Regions from separate parts of the Mus musculus genome. Here region 2 is linked to region 1. Evidence: chromatin loops called from intact Hi-C (ENCODE). Cell type or tissue: heart. All regions are shown on one strand.

Region 1 (8,000 bases):
ATCTCTTTTCTCACTCTCCTCACTTGCAGTCTGTGGAAGACCAGTCGTCCCCCTTGCTGAGAACCCAAACACTTTTGGTTCTTCCCGAGCTAAACTGGGCAACTTCCCCTGGCAAGCCTTCACCAGCATCTATGGTCGTGGGGGTGGAGCCCTGCTGGGTGACAGATGGATCCTGACGGCTGCCCATACCATCTACCCCAAGGATAGCATCTATCTCAGAAGGAACCAGAATGTGGAAGTGTTTCTGGGTCACACAGACATAGACGAGCTACTGAAACTCGGGAACCATCCTGTCCGTAGGGTCGTGGTTCACCCAGACTACCGCCAACATGAGTCCCACAACTTCAATGGAGATATTGCTCTCCTGGAACTTGAGCAGAGAGTCCCTCTGGGGCCCAATCTCCTCCCAGTCTGTCTGCCGGACAACGAGACCCTCTACCACAGCGGCCTGTGGGGTTACGTCAGTGGGTTTGGTGTGGAGATGGGCTGGTTAACAACAAAGTTGAAATACTCAAAACTGCCTGTAGCTCCCAGGGAGGCCTGTGAAGCCTGGCTCCACCAGAGGCAGCGAACTGAGGTGTTTTCTGACAATATGTTCTGTGTTGGGGAAGAGATGCAGGTGAACAGTGTCTGCCAGGGAGACAGCGGCAGCGTCTATGTGGTGTGGGACGATCTTGCTCTCCGCTGGGTGGCCACAGGCATTGTATCCTGGGGCATCGGGTGTGGCAAGGGGTACGGCTTCTACACCAAAGTGCTCAGCTACATGGATTGGATTAAGAGGGTGATTGAAGGTAAAGACTGACCCCAGGGGGCCCGAGGAGTGGCCAGCCAGTGCTGTGGAGGTCCCTGCTAAGAACGGGCAGGAGTGAGGATCCACTTGAAACCGGGAGACCCCATTTAAGTCACTGGTTCAGCAGGGCAGTGGTGGCACAAGTCTTTAATCCCAGCACTTGGGAGGCAGAGACAGGTGGATTTCTGAGTTCCAGGTCAGCCTGGTCTACAGATTGAGTTCCAGGACAGGTAGGGCTACACAGAGAAACCCTGTATCAAAAACTAAACAAAAAAAAAAAAAAAAAAAGTCACTGATTCAGCAACCCACTGCCAAGAGAAAGCCCCGCCTCCCCAGACCACGCTGTCCCAAATCAGAAACAGAACCTTCTGCTCTCCTGGGTTTTATACCAAGCAACCTTTGCTCAGAATGTCTTTTTGTTTGTTCAAGGCAGGATTTCACTCTGTAGCCAGGCTGGCCTTGAACTCACGGCAATGCTCCCGCTTCAGCCTCCCAAACACTGGGATTACAAGCGTGTACACCTGCATCATCACCATGTGTGTCTTTTTTTAATTCCCCGACCTCAGCTATGGACGGTTTCTTCTGTATTTACTCATGGTCTCTTGTGTTTCTGAAATATTCTGAAAACCCTTACAATGAGCTTCAAATATGCCTCCTGTCCCAGCTTCTCCAGACAATCGTGGCAATACTCGATTCCATTTTACATCTACTGTAAGCCAGGAGCATCGCCTGTTGTCTCATCCAGTCCTCCCTCCCTGTTGGCAGAGGGTGTGTTTTCTGTCATTCATGCCTCACAAAGAGGAAACGGAAGCTCCCACAGATCCCGTGGCTTGTGGAAGTTCCAAAGCTGGTTCTCCACTGAGGCTTCATTCATCCCAGCATGTTTGCCCAGCATGCTCTGTCTCCGGGATTCCTCCCAGTTGCCCCGCAGACCTGCCTGAGCACCCATTTCACCTTCCGGGCTCCACCACTGTACAGACTCCATCCCTGGGAAGGCCTGTTTCTATGAAGATTGTACCACCAGCTCTCACTTTCCTGCTGGCCCTCATCACCCAGGGCATTGCGAGCCTGAGAAGATGAACTCTTTAATTTGTAGGGAAGATTTGGAGTGATTTATACTAAAAGACAAAATAAAACACACGAGTTCAGTGATAATAGAAAATGAATACCATAAAAGAGAGGGGAGAAAAGGAAGGGGGTTAGTGTTGAGATGAACGTGCTCTAAAGTCAAAGGTTAAATTTATCTTTGAAATAACAGCAGCATCCAAGCTAAGCCATAATACACACTAAAATCCCAGCCACGCGGGAGGCTGAGGCAGAAGGATCATAAGTTCAAGGCCAGCTTTGATCTCATTTCAAAGTTAACAAAAAATTAAAACATAGTAGTGGTGCCTTATGCCTTTAGTCCTAGCACTGCGGGAAGTTCAAGGCCAGCCTGGTCTACAAAGTCAGTTCCAGGATAGCCAGGGCTACACAGGGAAACCCTGTCTTAAAAACCAATAAATAAACAAATAAATTAATAAATAGTTGGCAGGATATAAATATGGTTGATTCTACTTTTTAAACCCTATGCACAATTCAAAAGACTATTAAAAGTAGTCTAGGGGTTTGGAGAGATGACTCAGAGGTCCCTGGAATGGAAACACACACACACACACACACACACACACACACACACACACACACACACACAAATAGCTCACATGTGTCTATAACTCCAGGTCTGGAGTTTCCAACAACCTCTCTGGCCTCCACAGACACTGCGTGCACAGGTGCACATGCATCCACCCAGGCAAAACACTTATGAACATAAAGTACAAATAAGTAAATTATTTTTAAAAATAGGTTAAAAGTAACAGTATTCCAAGAATACTAAGCAGAAGTTATTTTGGGTGGAGCGATTTTGACTGATTATTTTCTCTTATTTTCTACTGACTAAATTTTAAGTAGTAAGCATATGTCATTCTTATTGAACTTTTTATTTTGATAAAAATTATATATTTTCTTACAGACAAAGCAAAAGACATATATTTGTCTATATCTATGTAATATTTTTATCTCTAGATGCAGATCTAAACTTTATTTGTATGTTTAAACAAAATGGAAATGGGGCAGGACCTGAGGTGGTAAGGTCCAGGTTTGGCATATTTTTTTGGTCAAGTCACATGACATCAGAACAGAACTCAGAATCCCTAGAAGCAATGTAGATGAGATTTTTCAATTGACTTGCTTTCTTGGACCACACCCTTCCATCTGATCCTTCTGCCACAGTTATGAACAAGCCATGCACATACACACACACACACACACACACACACACACACACACACACACCTACTTCTTAGGATACCAACATGCAATTCACTAGGCAAGATTTCCTCTTCCTTCTGTCTTCTGATCTAGTCCATTTCCTATCCCTCATCATTGGTCTTTCCCGACCTTATCTTACCCTGATAAAATCTTGGAAGCCCTCCCCACCCCTCCCTCTCTCCTAGCCACTACCTTCATTCAGGCTTCTGCCCCAGTGCTGGGAAAATCTTCCAAACCTCCGTGCGTTTCACATCTTGTGTGTGCCTGCTCTCCGGCCTCATGCCAAGGTCACTGTCAAGGGGAGACTGCCTCCATCGTTGTGGATCCTTTAAGTTCACAGGCTGACCCCTAATACGAATTATCCCATACGTGGACAAGTCGGGAGAGAAGAGCGAGTAGGGGAGGAACATTTTCTCTAATCAGGAACACCTTACAGGAACTGGCATGCCTGCTCTGTAGTCCAAGCCTCCACAAAACAAAGTGCCATAAATTTTTTGGTGGAGACAGGAACAAATTTTTTAAACAGGACACCATGTCCTTGTGGACAGCACAGCTGTCCCGGGTACCTGGTTTCCCTTCTAAGAAGAAAGAGTCACTCTCCCTCTGCGGCCACACCCTTTGCTTGAAGCGCTAAGTAGTTGTATCCCTGAAGACTCGAGCTGACCATATGTCCAGGAAAAGATGTTTCTTCCACTCTGCAGCTGCCCTATCTTCAACAAGATCTAAGTTCACTGGGAAGCCAGAGTTCAAGGATGGAGGCGGGAGCTCAAAGCATAGCCTTGCTTTAGTGTCCTGTGATCTTGCAACTCCATCACACTCATATCCACACCTGTACACCTCGGTGCCCTCCTCAACCCAGTTCTTCTTCACCTCACCCTGTGCATTGAAACCCCAGCTCCTTGGCTTCCAGGTGAATAAGAATTGCAAAAAAGGGGCCAATAGGAAAGCAGAGCCTTTAAGTGCCTCCACAATCTACGATGCCTGTGGCGAGGATCCTGGAATAAAGGGCAACTAGCAGCCCCAGGAAAGTCTCCCAGAAAATGTTAATCCGATTTAGAGACCCCAGAGTCTGGCCCTCCAAACCAAATGTTTCCAGGTCCCTAAAACTTCAGATCCCATCGCCTCAGCCATTCCCCAAATGGACCACCAGATGGCACCAGCAAGCAACGAGGATTTCAAAACCAAAACTAAACTGGGAACTCAGATTTTTTTTGCTGTTTATGCAAATGCTTCATTCCCTGAAACATTCCTCCGGGAATGGTCACCCCCTCCACTGCCACAATCCTTCCCTCCCCTGTATGCCTACTCCCTCCTTCAACTTACAGTGCCTGAAGACTCTGTCAGGAGAGCTGAGGACCCAAAACAAACTGGCCTTGAGACATGTGAGTAAGACTGATGGGTATCAAGGGAGGAAAGAGGAGTTGGGCATAGGAAGCAAACATGCGCCCATATTACTTTAAAGAAAAAAAAAAAAGAATACGGAAAGAAAATGGAAGGGGAATAAGAAGAGGAATACAATATCCTTCTTCCCATACTGCCAGCTCCAGAGCACATACTTCTCAGGGTCACTCCTCAGCCCTCCTCCCAGGGTCCAGACCCTTAGACATGAGCTGAGCTAGCCTCTCCTTTCTTGACTCTGGGTTCATAGCAGGGTAACAGTGAGGGGAGGGAACTCTCTGAGAGAGGAGAGAACCCCCCCACGTGTATTTCTCAGACCCCACATGTGTTTCTCTCTCCCCCCCCACACACGTGTGTTTCTCAGACCCCACGTGTGTTTCTCTCCCCCCCCCACACACACACGTGTGTTTCTCAGACCCCACCTGTGTTTCTCAGACATGATGAAGGGTTTCTCCCAGGGGTCTTTGCTGAAGCCTTGGGAAACTTTGCAGAGCCATCACTGGAAAACTTCACCCTCAGATAGCTTCTACTCCAGGAAGAAAAGGAGGCAAAAGAGAAGGGCAGAGAAGGCAGTTCAGAGGCTGGGGGTGGGGAGTGTGATAGAGTCCAGTGACCCCTGGACTGGGCACTGACCTACGAGAAACTCAGCTGCAGCAGATGCAGAGGCTGCTGATGCCCCCAATCACAGAACCACTATGAAGTCTACAATGGGCATGGGGGAAGAACCAGGCAGTTTAGTCATCCTATTCCTGCCTAAGGCAGTTCAAATAGCAAGGGTGCTACACAACACCCTTGATCCTCCAGCCCCACAAACACTCGCCTCTCTCTTTGACAGGTGGCTCTTTGCCCTCCTGGTGACCCTGTTCTATGGGGTGGAAGGCTCCATTTACCTCCCTCAGAAGCTCTATGGAGAGGTGACCTCCCCTCTGTATCCCAAGCCTTACCCCAGTGACTTGGAGACAACCACTGTGATCACTGTCCCCATGGGGTACAGGGTGAAGCTGGTCTTCTGGCAGTTTGACGTGGAGCCTTCTGAAGGCTGCTTCTATGACTATGTTAAGGTAGGCGTCAGAGTGGGAGGGAGGGGAAACAAAACTGGAAGTTTGTGCTCTGAATACTCTGGACAATATGCCTGCACCCCATCACTGTACAGCTCTGTAGAAATGTTGGCCTTGGGTCGCTGGTGCCATAGAGGGGGTATCCATGGACTTTTGAGGCCTTCAGTGAGATTCATGAGGAAAAGGGGCAGGCATGGGGGTGTTTGTTCCAGTAGATTTCACTATGTATTGGAGTTAGGACACAGCTAACCATAAGGCCTTGAGAAACAGCCATGCCTCAGTTTCCCTGAATGGTAACCTACTGCATCCAAAACAAGAAGAAAAGAAACATATGAAAGGTGTCACATGTCCTTCAGGGAAGACAAGGACCTTGGTCACCCCTGTATGTACCCTTCAAAGGGTTTCTTTCTTAGCCTCATCTTTCTACATCCAGTAAAAATAAAAGGCAGGATTCAAGCAGAGCCTATGCTCTTCCTCGCACTATGAGGCTCAGGCAACAGCCAGGAGACTAAGAAAATAACGAGAAAACTCCACACTTCCCCAACAAAGGGGACTCAACAAGTCTGCAGCGTTGAGGGAGGGGTGCATCCCACGGCAAAGCTAGCAAGGAGAACGTCGTCTGCTTTGGACAAAGTAAGGAATCTGTGAGACAAAGCAGGGAAGACACTAGGTGATGCTGGCCAGTGAGGAGACCTCTGGGTACCATTTGTACTATCATGTTCAGCTGGGTCTATCAGGAGGCTGAGTTGAGTGCGGCTTTTAAAACAAGAATTGGTGGAAGGAGTTACAGAGACAAAGTTTGGAGCTGAGACGAAAGGATGGACCATGTAGAGACTGCCATATCCAGGGATCCACCCCATAATCAGCTTCCAAACGCTGACACCATTGCATACACTAGCAAGATTTTATCGAAAGGACCAAGATGTAGCTGTCTCTTGTGAGACTATGCCGGGGCCTAGCAAACACAGAAGTGGATGCTCACAGTCAGCTAATGGATGGATCACAGGGATCCCAATGGAGGAGCTAGAGAAAGCACCCAAGGAGCTAAAGGTGTCTGCAACCCTATAGGTGGAACAACATTATGAACTAACCAGTACCCCGGAGCTCTTGACTCTAGCTGCATATGTATCAAAAGATGGCCTAGTCGGCCATCACTGGTAAGAGAGGCCCATTGGACACGAAAACTTTATATGCCCCAGTACAGGGGAACGCCAGGGCCAAAAAGGGGGAGTGGGTGGGTAGGGGAGTGGGGGTGGGTGGGTATGGGGGACTTTTTGTATAGCATTGGAAATGTAAATGAGCTAAATACCTAATAAAAAATGGAAAAAAAAAAAAAACAAGAATTGGGACGAAGGCAGAAGAACTACAGGCTCAATCCCAGTCCAGAGCTGGCAAGATGGGTCAGTGGGTAAAGGCCCTTGCCTCCAAGTCTTCAACCTAAGTTCAATCCCAAGGATGTCCATGATGGAGGGAAAGACCTGACTTTTGCAAGTCATCCTCTGGGCTCCCCATGTATTCCCCTGTAACATGCCCCTCGACATAGACAGAGACAGAGGCCTTAATTAATGCCATCAAGGCAAGCCTAGGCTACATTGTGATATCCTAACTTAAGAAAACAAACTTAATGAAAGACAGAGATGGACCCATAAGCATCACTTGAGGGTGTGCACAGCAGCCAGATCTGACAGATAGTAACATTAGATCAGGATTCAATCCAAGGAGGGTCTCTCTGGCTGCCACACGGGACCAGACTCCTTAGCAGGGCTTCTCTCCATTGTCCTCCCTCCAACAGATTTCTGCTGATAAGCAAACACTGGGGAGGTTCTGTGGGCAGCTGGATTCTCCCCTGGGCAACCCCCCAGGAAGCAAGGAATTCATGTCCCAAGGAAACAAGATGCTGCTGACCTTCCACACAGACTTCTCCAATGAGGAGAATGGGACCATCATGTTCTACAAGGGCTTCCTGGCCTACTACCAGGCTGTAGGTGAGTGCTCCCCACAGCCAGCCCTTCACTCTGGCCTCAGCCATGGGAGTGGGGCTGGGGCATGTTTGAGCCCTGTTGTAGTAATTTCTTAATCTCCATCGGGGATTTCTACCCTTTGATCATTCAGTTCCCAGATAAAACTTTTATATTTATAATAAGCCTTCATCAGTGATAGAGCTGGGCAGATATCAACTCTCTATGCTCTTACATCTACCTCCCTGTTAACAACCCTGAGATATGATTGGCTGTATTCCATCCAGATAGCTCTTACTCAGACTGGGCAGCTCTCATGGGCAATTCTCATGATTGCTCTCCTCTTCTCTCCACCTTCTATCTTGTCCATCGTGGACCTCCTTGGACCCCAAGCCCAGGAACCAAAACTTTACCTACCTCTCTTCTGGCCAGCTATAGGTTGCCAGTATCTTTACTCAACCAACAGTTCTAAATTAAAGAGCAAGT
Region 2 (8,000 bases), 250 kb after region 1:
GGCGGCCACTCCCCGCCCCTCCTTACAGCGCGGCTTCAGTCGCTGCCGCGGCGGCGGCGGCGGCGGCCCCGGCCCCCCCGGAGGGCGGCCCCCATGCCCGGCTCCCCGCGCAGCCCCGATCGGCTTCTCGCGCTCCTCGCCCGCCCTCCCGCCCGGAACGCGCCGCCCGCGCCCGCCCCCGCCGCACCGCCCGCCTCCGCCCGCACTCGCGGTCCCGGCGAGGCCCGCGACCCCCGACCCTCCCGCCGCTGGTGCCGCGCGCCCCTAGCCCGCCCCGAGGCCTGCCACCCCGAAACGCGTCCTGGCCCGAGGCCCCGGTCGGGCGCGGGGCTGCGGGCGGACGGACAGGCTGGGCGGCGCGTCCGGCGACTCGCACAGGAAAGCGGACGGCGGAGGGAGGGCGCTCGGGAGAGGGGGATGGGAGCAGGGAGGAAGAGGGAGAAGGAGGGAGCGCGGAGGAACGGAGGAGAGAGAGGGGCCCGGAGGAGACGCGAGGGAGGGAGCGCGCGGCAGTCGGGGGGCGGAGGATCGGGGAAGGGGAGGCGCCGGGCGAGTTGGCCGAAGCCGGCCGGGGCGCAGAGAGAGAGGGCCTCGCTGCGCAGAGCGTGGGGAGCTCGCGGGCCCCGCGCGGGAGAGGGCTGGGTGGGAGGGGCTGTGGACTGCGAAGGCAGACCTGGGGAGGCTGGAGAAGTTTGGGGACAAGAGGGGCTGTGGCAGGGGTGAAGTAGGTGGAGTTTGGGGAATTATGAAGTAGAGATTTGGATAATGGGACTGTATTGGAAAGATGGAGAGGAAGGGCCAGAAGTAGAGGCTGGAGGGGTTTAGGAGCTATTTTGGAGAGCCTACGATGGAAGTTTGTGGACCTGGGCGGGAAAGGATGAAGACGTACTAGGAGAATGGTGTTTCTGGAAGAGATAAGCGTTTAAGGCAGTGATTGGTGTTGAGAAGAATGCAAACCACAAGAATTTGGGAATGATGAAGGAAAGCTGGAGGCAAGTCCGGAGATCCCTCTGTGGGAGAGAAGGCATGAGAAGTCTCAGAAGAGGGGTGGAGGGCAGAGGATGCCTATTCTAGAGGGAGACTGGGGTGGGCTGGGTTGGTAAACATGAATGTGGGGACTTCCAATCGAACTAAGAACTATTTCCTTTGGCAAATAAAGTGGAGGAGAATGAATTAGAGAGGTCTGGAAGGAAACACAAGATAAATAGGGCTTTTGTGGCAACGTGGTGGGAGGGCCAGTGATGGGAAAAGAGAGGAGCTAGAGACGGAGGGAGAACCCTGGAGGAGTGACAGACTGGGGTCCAGGCCCTAGTGTGGAAGAGGTAACTAAGAGGTGGCACTTCACTTTTGGGCCCTTCATTTTCTCGAGGTTCCTGAACTAGACCTTCTCAAGTCTGAAGTCATTACTAGTAGCATCTTTGGTCATGGTCACAGAAGGGATGAAGTGGGGGATTAGGTGGAAAGGACCTACATACATTTTAGGGTGCCCAGGTTCCCCATAACAATTGTAATATGGAAGTAGTCCCCAGCACAGACTACAGCATGCTCCTCCCAACTCTTCTCCAGTCAGCGTGCCAGCCATGCCCAACCTACAGCCATGAAGTCAGCACCCCCATCACTCCAGTGGTGCCTTCTTCTGGGCTCCTTCTCTGGCCCCAAACCAGCAGCAACATCTCTCAGGACAAAGGACACTAGAGACAGGGTGATTTTTGGCAGCTGAAATTGGGAAGGCTAGAGAAAGGGAGGGAGGCAGGCTGGGAGCCCGGAAGAGCTGGAGCTGGAGTCTGGATTGGGAGCCCTTAGTAGTTCACCAGATTTGGAGGTGGGGGTAGAGAGCTTGTAGGGGGCCAGCCTAGCTCAGACCTAGTGGGTGGAGTGGGGGACACTGAGTGGGCAAACTGCCTTTGTGGAAGGGAGGAGAACGGCTAGCCTAGTAGCCACCCAGTAGGTCTTACACCACCATTCCTTAGGCCAGATTCAGCCAAGCTCTTGAACTTACCCAAAAGCTCTACACAGATTCCAAAGCACTAGGGAGACCAAGCAAGAATGCTTGGCTCCTCTAGGAACAAATATCCCATCACCCCACTGTGAAGTCCCTTGCCTCTGCAGGGCCTCACTTTACCCCCATACCCATTTGCTTGTCCCCTTCCAGGGCCTCCCAGAGACCAGGTCCTCTCCTGTGTACCCTTCACGTCTTTTTCTCTGTGCTCTAAGATAGACCTAGTTCCTTCCCTGTACCAACTAATTTTGCTCTGAGACTCCTCCTCCCTCCCCCCTCTCCCCATAGCATTTCCTCTCTTTCCTTTAGTTTCCCACTAGGCCTGGCCTAGGACCTTTCCAATCCTTTCCAGACTCAACCTCTACCCTTGTTTAGCCGCTAAGGCAACAGCCAAGATGGTAACTTATCTAAGCCTAAAAGAAAAATGTAGGCCTAGGGAAGGACAAGGCATGGAACTAGGAAAAGAAGCCAGCACTACACCTTCCAGTTCCTCTGGTACCCAAGACCAGGCTCACAGCTCAGCTGCTGGGAGCATTAAATATACACCCCACCCCTATCCTTCACCCCAGCTCCCTCTCTGGCCCCAGCCCCCTACAATCACCTGGTCTCCAGGCAATGGCACAAAAGGAAAGTAGAGAGGGGCCTTGGAGGCCCAAGCAGAGCTAGCTGTAACCCAATCCAACCTGGTACCAGAAGGGGGCTGGGAATGTTGTCAGAAAAAGGCACCTAGCTAGGATGGAGGAAAGAAAAGACAAGGGTTAGGAATGGTGGCTACAGCCACAATAGCCCTGACCAAAGCCTAGGAGTTTCTGAGAGAGCAGCCCCAGAGAAGTGTAGCGAGCCCCCGGGGCCATATAGGGGTGCTGGAAGGGGGAAAAAAAACGAGGAGCTTACATAGGAATTCAAGGGCACAGGGAAGGAGAGGGAGCAAGAAGTTCTTTGAACTGAAAATAGCTGGGGGATACAAGAAGATGGGTGGGGAGATGTGGCTCCTGGCTTCACCAGTGCAAGTTTCTGTTAGCCCTAAAGGGAGAAGGAAGTCTGAGGGAGCCTGGGACCAGAACTTGGGAGGATCCGCGGGAGGAGGGCAGAGGGTGCAACCTTGAAATTCTTCCCACCCCAACCTCACCTTGGCGTCTAGTAAGGTGTCCTGCAGAACTTGGGCTCCCCCTAATGGCCACAGCTATTCATGGGCAGATGCTGCCTGCAAGCGTGAGCCCTAGTACCCTAAGGATAGTAATGTTAGGGGGATTGTCCCCCAAGGCGGGCTGGGTGCTTCAACCTCACAGCCTCACTGGAGCTGAAAGGTTAGAGGGCCTCTGTCTACACACTGATATCCTCTCAGTCTGGCTAACGGGGAGGCTGGAGAGCACTTCAGGTGTGGCATCCATTTTACTGGAGAAGTCGGATTCCCAAGCTCCTGGTACCCGTAATATTTCTTCTCTCCCTTTTTTCTTTGGTTCTGTATTCCAAAGGAATTGGTGGCCATGATACTCTCATTTCAAAGCCATCCAGAATTCTGTTGAGGACCAGTACAGGGGCGCTTTAGTTATTGGTCTACTGCTTTGTTCCTACTTCGGTCCAAGACTTTAGGAACCAGAAACGCTTTGTTCCTCACCCCAGATACACTCAATCCCTGATGTTTGAGTAACTCCAGTACCACAGGTTAAGAATCCTTAGTTCAGCCAAGTGTGGTGGTACAAGCTTTTAATCCCAGCACTCGGGAGGCAGAAGCAGGCGGATCTCTGTAAACTTGGAGCCAGCCTGGTCTACAGAGTGAGTTCCAGGACAGCCAGGGCTACACGTAGAAACCCTGTCTTGGGAAACAAAAACCCCACGGATCCCACATCACCAGCAATGCTGCAAACTTGGTCATGAGTTCAGTGGCTTGCCGCTTTTTGAGCCCTCCCCTGATCTGCTACCTAGGATCGCCAATATCCAGTCGTTTCTCTTCGTCCTCTCACATGGAGCAGAGAGTAAGAGTCCTCAGACAAGGGGTGGTGCGCTGTGATTCAGACTTTAATGGTGGTGGTCATTTCAAAGCCACGGAGATGGTGGCAACTGTGGGACATGGCGCAGGGGAGTGAGGCAGCGCTCTGGTGCAGCCGGAGAAAGACGGAGGAGCCTAGGGCTGGGGAGAGGGTTAGAGGAGAAAAGCCTCCCCAGGTCCACAGCCCCATTCTGTAAAGTTCCGAGCTTCGGTTAGTGCACCGAATGAAGCAATTGCTAAGGCCCTTTTCTGTTCCCCTTCCCATGCTAGCAAAATCCCCATCCTGGGTCATCTTGGAATGAAGCCACATGGAATAGGGGTGCCTAGTCCTGTCAAGTTAGGTCACTTTCAGACTGGAGAGTTACAGGAGATGGCTGACTGACCAGCTGAGAAATAAATAAATAAATAAATAAATAAATAAATAAATAAATAAATAAGCAAACAAACAAACTGTGCTTGTGTATGTAAACACATACACTAAAGCCTCAACCAAGCATGACCACACATCCAGCACTCCCCAAACTCCAGTTCTATGCATAGTTCAAGGCTTATACACACCATGGTAAGCACTGAAACACTCATGCCCGTGACCCCACTTTAAACACCCCAACACACCAATCCTGAAGCTCCTGTCAGACACTGAGGATTCTTCTGTGGACCCCCTTCTAATCTTCATAATTTTTTTTTAAAGAGAAGAGAGAATAGAAGGGAAAGTGGGAAGACTGAATCCCCCCAAAAATGGGGCCCAGAGAGGAGGAAGAGCAGAGAGAGCAAGGGGGGTTGTGGAAGCCAAGAACAGCAGGAGCGGTGAGTCGAGGTGTTCTGGGTGACTTGGGGCTCAGGGTATCAGAGTGACTATGGCAGGTCAGGGCAGCAAGAAAGAGGCTCCAGGAGAATGAGATGTTCCCGCGTTCAGGCAAGCGGGGTTGGGGGAAGGGGATCACAGCACACTGGGATTTCGGAAATTATGTCCCGCGAAGCGAGCTTCGTCCCCCAGCTCTTCCTCAATTCTGACAGATGATCCGGAAGGGGGACAGTCAGGGGAGAAGACGGGATCAGCCTTTCTCCCTGAGTCCCTCAATGCTCCCCCTTTGAGGGCTGCCCCAAGGTGAACGGTCCCTGGCTTTCGTGGTCAGTTAGTGATCTGTCAATCGGACCATCCTTGAACCCACTTAGCAAAACTTTTCTTGGCATCAACTGCTATCCAGGTCCTGGATGCAGGAGGTGGAATGGTGGCCTAATGGGGCGTTTAGACCCCGGGTTTCGGGTTCTTGTTCTTCGGGGACCCTCCTCACCTCATGAGCTGGTTGTACTTCGCCAGACGTTCAGATCTGCATGGGGCGCCAGTCTTGATCTGAAACATTCCAGGAGATAGGCAGCTTAAGGATTTCCTTCGCCTGATAGGACACCCCTATGCCCCACCCCTGCCACACACACATACATACATTTTTTTTTGAGACACTTTTATGAAGGTTGTCCTCTAAAGGGACAGGTTAGCCTAGAACTCCTCATCCTCCTGCCTCTGCTTCCCGAGTGTGGAGACAAAAGGCATGTATCCCCAAGTCCAGGGCTTTTGGTTTGTTTTGAGACAGAGTTTTACTATGTAGCGAACTCCCTACATAGACTAAGCTGGTATTGAACTTACAGAGATCCTCCTGCCTCTGGCTCCTGGGTGCTGGGACTAAAGGCGTGCAATGTCATATCCTACTCCCCCCCCCCTTTTTTTTTAAATGGAACCCAGGGTCTTGCACGTACTAGGCAAGTACTCTATAAATGAGCTGAACCTCCAACTCTGAAACATCTGTATTTGTACTAATTAATTAATTAATTATAAAAATTAATGCTTTAAGTTGTGTCTGTGTACACGTCTGTGGATCTGCTCATGCCACGGTGTGCATGTGGAGGCCAGAGGACAACTGGTGGGAGTTGGTTCTCTCCTAACCCGTGGGTCCCACAAATCAGACTAAAGCTGAGAGTCAGGCTTAGGACTGGGCTGAGCCATCTCACCAGCCCAGAACTTCTACTCTTTTTACTATTTACTAAGACAGAGTCCCTCGGTGTAGCCCTGGGTTTCCTGCTATACTCACTATACAAACCAAACTGGCCTTAAACTCACAGAGATCCACCTGCCTCTGCCTCCTGAGTGCTGGTATTAAAGGCGTGTGCCACTATGCCTGGCCAGACTTCTACTCTCAAACTTCTCTGACTCTCAAATTTTCGGCAGGACAATAACTACCTGGGCCTAGAACCCACCAACCCCACAAAGACCTCTCCCAATCCCACAGACTGGCTCTACTCACCTGGCCTGTACACAGTCCGACGACAAGATCAGCAATGAACGTGTCCTCCGTTTCTCCAGAGCGATGGCTCACCATAACCCCCCAGCCATTCTCCTGGGCCAGCTTGCACCTGCAGGGTACGTACACCAGCACTGACCTGCCCCGAAGCACGGCTACTCCCTCCCAGCCCCGGGCTTCACCTATGTCAGGAAGCACCTGGAGGAAGGTGACTAAGGGAAGTACAGAGAGACTAGAAGTGAGAAGAGTGTGAAGGGTTCGCTAGGATTCCTGGGCAGAATCCAGCTAGGAGGGCGCTCCCAAGAGGAGTCCTGAAGAAACGAGGACCAGGTGGGCGGAGGCCAGGACCACTCACGCTTGGATGGCTTCTGTGACCGAGCCGATCTGATTGACCTTGAGCAGCAAACAGTTGCAGGCCTTCTCCTCCACTGCCCGCTCGATGCGCTTGGGGTTGGTCACCGTCAGGTCATCGCCCACTATCTGGATGCCGACGTTGGCTGTGAACTTGGACCAAGCTGCCCAGTCGTCCTGGTCAAATGGGTCTTCAATGGAGACCACTGCAGGGGGAGTGGAGAGGGGACTGGTTCTTCCTAGAGACGCCTGCTCTGATGGAGGCCAACTGCCTCTGTGGAGCGGGACGGAGGCCCTTGGTGGCTGTGGAGACTCTGTACCTCAGTGAGACTCGCCCCCCCCCCCAACCCCCCAAGGCGCCGCGCCAACTCCATTCAGTATCCACCTTCATCAATCAAAGACACTAAAGCCTGGCACTTTTCTGTCACATCCATTCATGGTTTTCCCATCCCTGGCTCCATCCAGAGCCCTCCCTAGGAACCAAGTAGCTCTCAGAGCCCAGGGTCTGAAACAGACGGAGGAGCCCCATCCTATGATGAGTCCTGGGACTACATGCGCAGTCACATGACACTCAAAGCGCCTCTCTGCAAGAGCCTACTGCTCCTTCTCCTTGCTTCTCAGCCTCCTCAGGACCTCACCTGGCCCCAGACTCTGCACCCCATAAAGTTCACCTTTGCCTAGCTCCGTCCTTTCCCTTCCCTATCTCCCACAACCCCTCGCTCTCACCAGGATAGTTCCGGACAAAGTCCTGGTAGAGTGCCCCCAGCTGGTCCCCAGTGATGTATCGGGAAGGATCAGCGGGAGACTTGAAATCCAAGTCGTATTTGCCATCGCGGTAAAACTCAGAGGCAGCCACATCCATACCGATCACCATCTTTTCCGTGTAGCCAGCCTTGTCGATGGCTTCCTTCACCAGCTCCAAGGCTATAGAAACAAATCCAGTGAAATTGTAAGTTGGAGAAATAGGTGTGAAGGAAGGAGGGCAAGAAAAGCAATTCAGGGTGGAAGGAGGGGACTGTTGGAAGGGAGGTGTGACTAGGGTCTGTGGAGAGAGGCTATCTAGGGAGACAGAAGAGTAGAATTGTGTTACTAGTTACTAATGTTGGTCCCCCTCCCCCATACTGCATCACACATCATACTGGTGCTGGGACTTGAACCTAAGGCCTCATTCATTTGAGGCAAGTTCTCTGCCACTGAGCCACATTCCTGTCCCCTTTTTTCTTTCTCATTTTGAGACAGTGTCTAAGTTGTTCAGGCTGGTCTCGAACTCACTCTGTAGCTAAAGCATGCCTTGAATTTTCAGTTCTCCTCCCTCAGCCTCTAAATGGTTGGGATGCTAGACCTGCACCACCAGGCCCCTGGC

Evidence for each region. A loop is a pair of places that touch in the nucleus more often than their neighbours do. Peaks named below come from ENCODE experiments on the same cell type or tissue, not always from the same donor. Only the 100,000 strongest peaks of a DNase experiment are listed, where the experiment ranks them.
Region 2: a loop joins it to region 1, with 6 times the contacts of the local background. A loop is called at or near these places in 10 of 42 quality-filtered maps.

Annotation. Positions count from the first base shown.
Region 1 is chr6:124,508,319-124,516,318 of GRCm38, forward strand. C1rl (complement component 1, r subcomponent-like) reads left to right here. Exons shown (of 6, transcript NM_181344.5): 6 at 30-2,325. The coding sequence ends at 802. C1ra (complement component 1, r subcomponent A) reads left to right here and starts at 4,303. Exons shown (of 11, transcript NM_023143.3): 1 at 4,303-4,482; 2 at 5,334-5,559; 3 at 7,349-7,541. The coding sequence starts at 4,481. In heart, a CTCF peak has its summit at 4,246 (motif pointing right); a DNase peak (open chromatin) is centred at 4,263; H3K4me3 peaks cover 331 bases.
Region 2 is chr6:124,756,364-124,764,363 of GRCm38, forward strand. Atn1 (atrophin 1) reads right to left here and starts at 124. Exons shown (of 10, transcript NM_007881.4): 1 at 1-124. Eno2 (enolase 2, gamma neuronal) reads right to left here. Exons shown (of 12, transcript NM_013509.3): 8 at 7,364-7,561; 9 at 6,642-6,843; 10 at 6,290-6,398; 11 at 5,285-5,343; 12 at 3,690-4,999. The coding sequence ends at 4,930. In heart, a CTCF peak has its summit at 3,170 (motif pointing left); DNase peaks (open chromatin) are centred at 458, 1,658, 2,328, 3,158 and 2 weaker places; H3K4me3 peaks cover 2,787 bases; H3K27ac peaks cover 3,369 bases; H3K27me3 peaks cover 1,719 bases.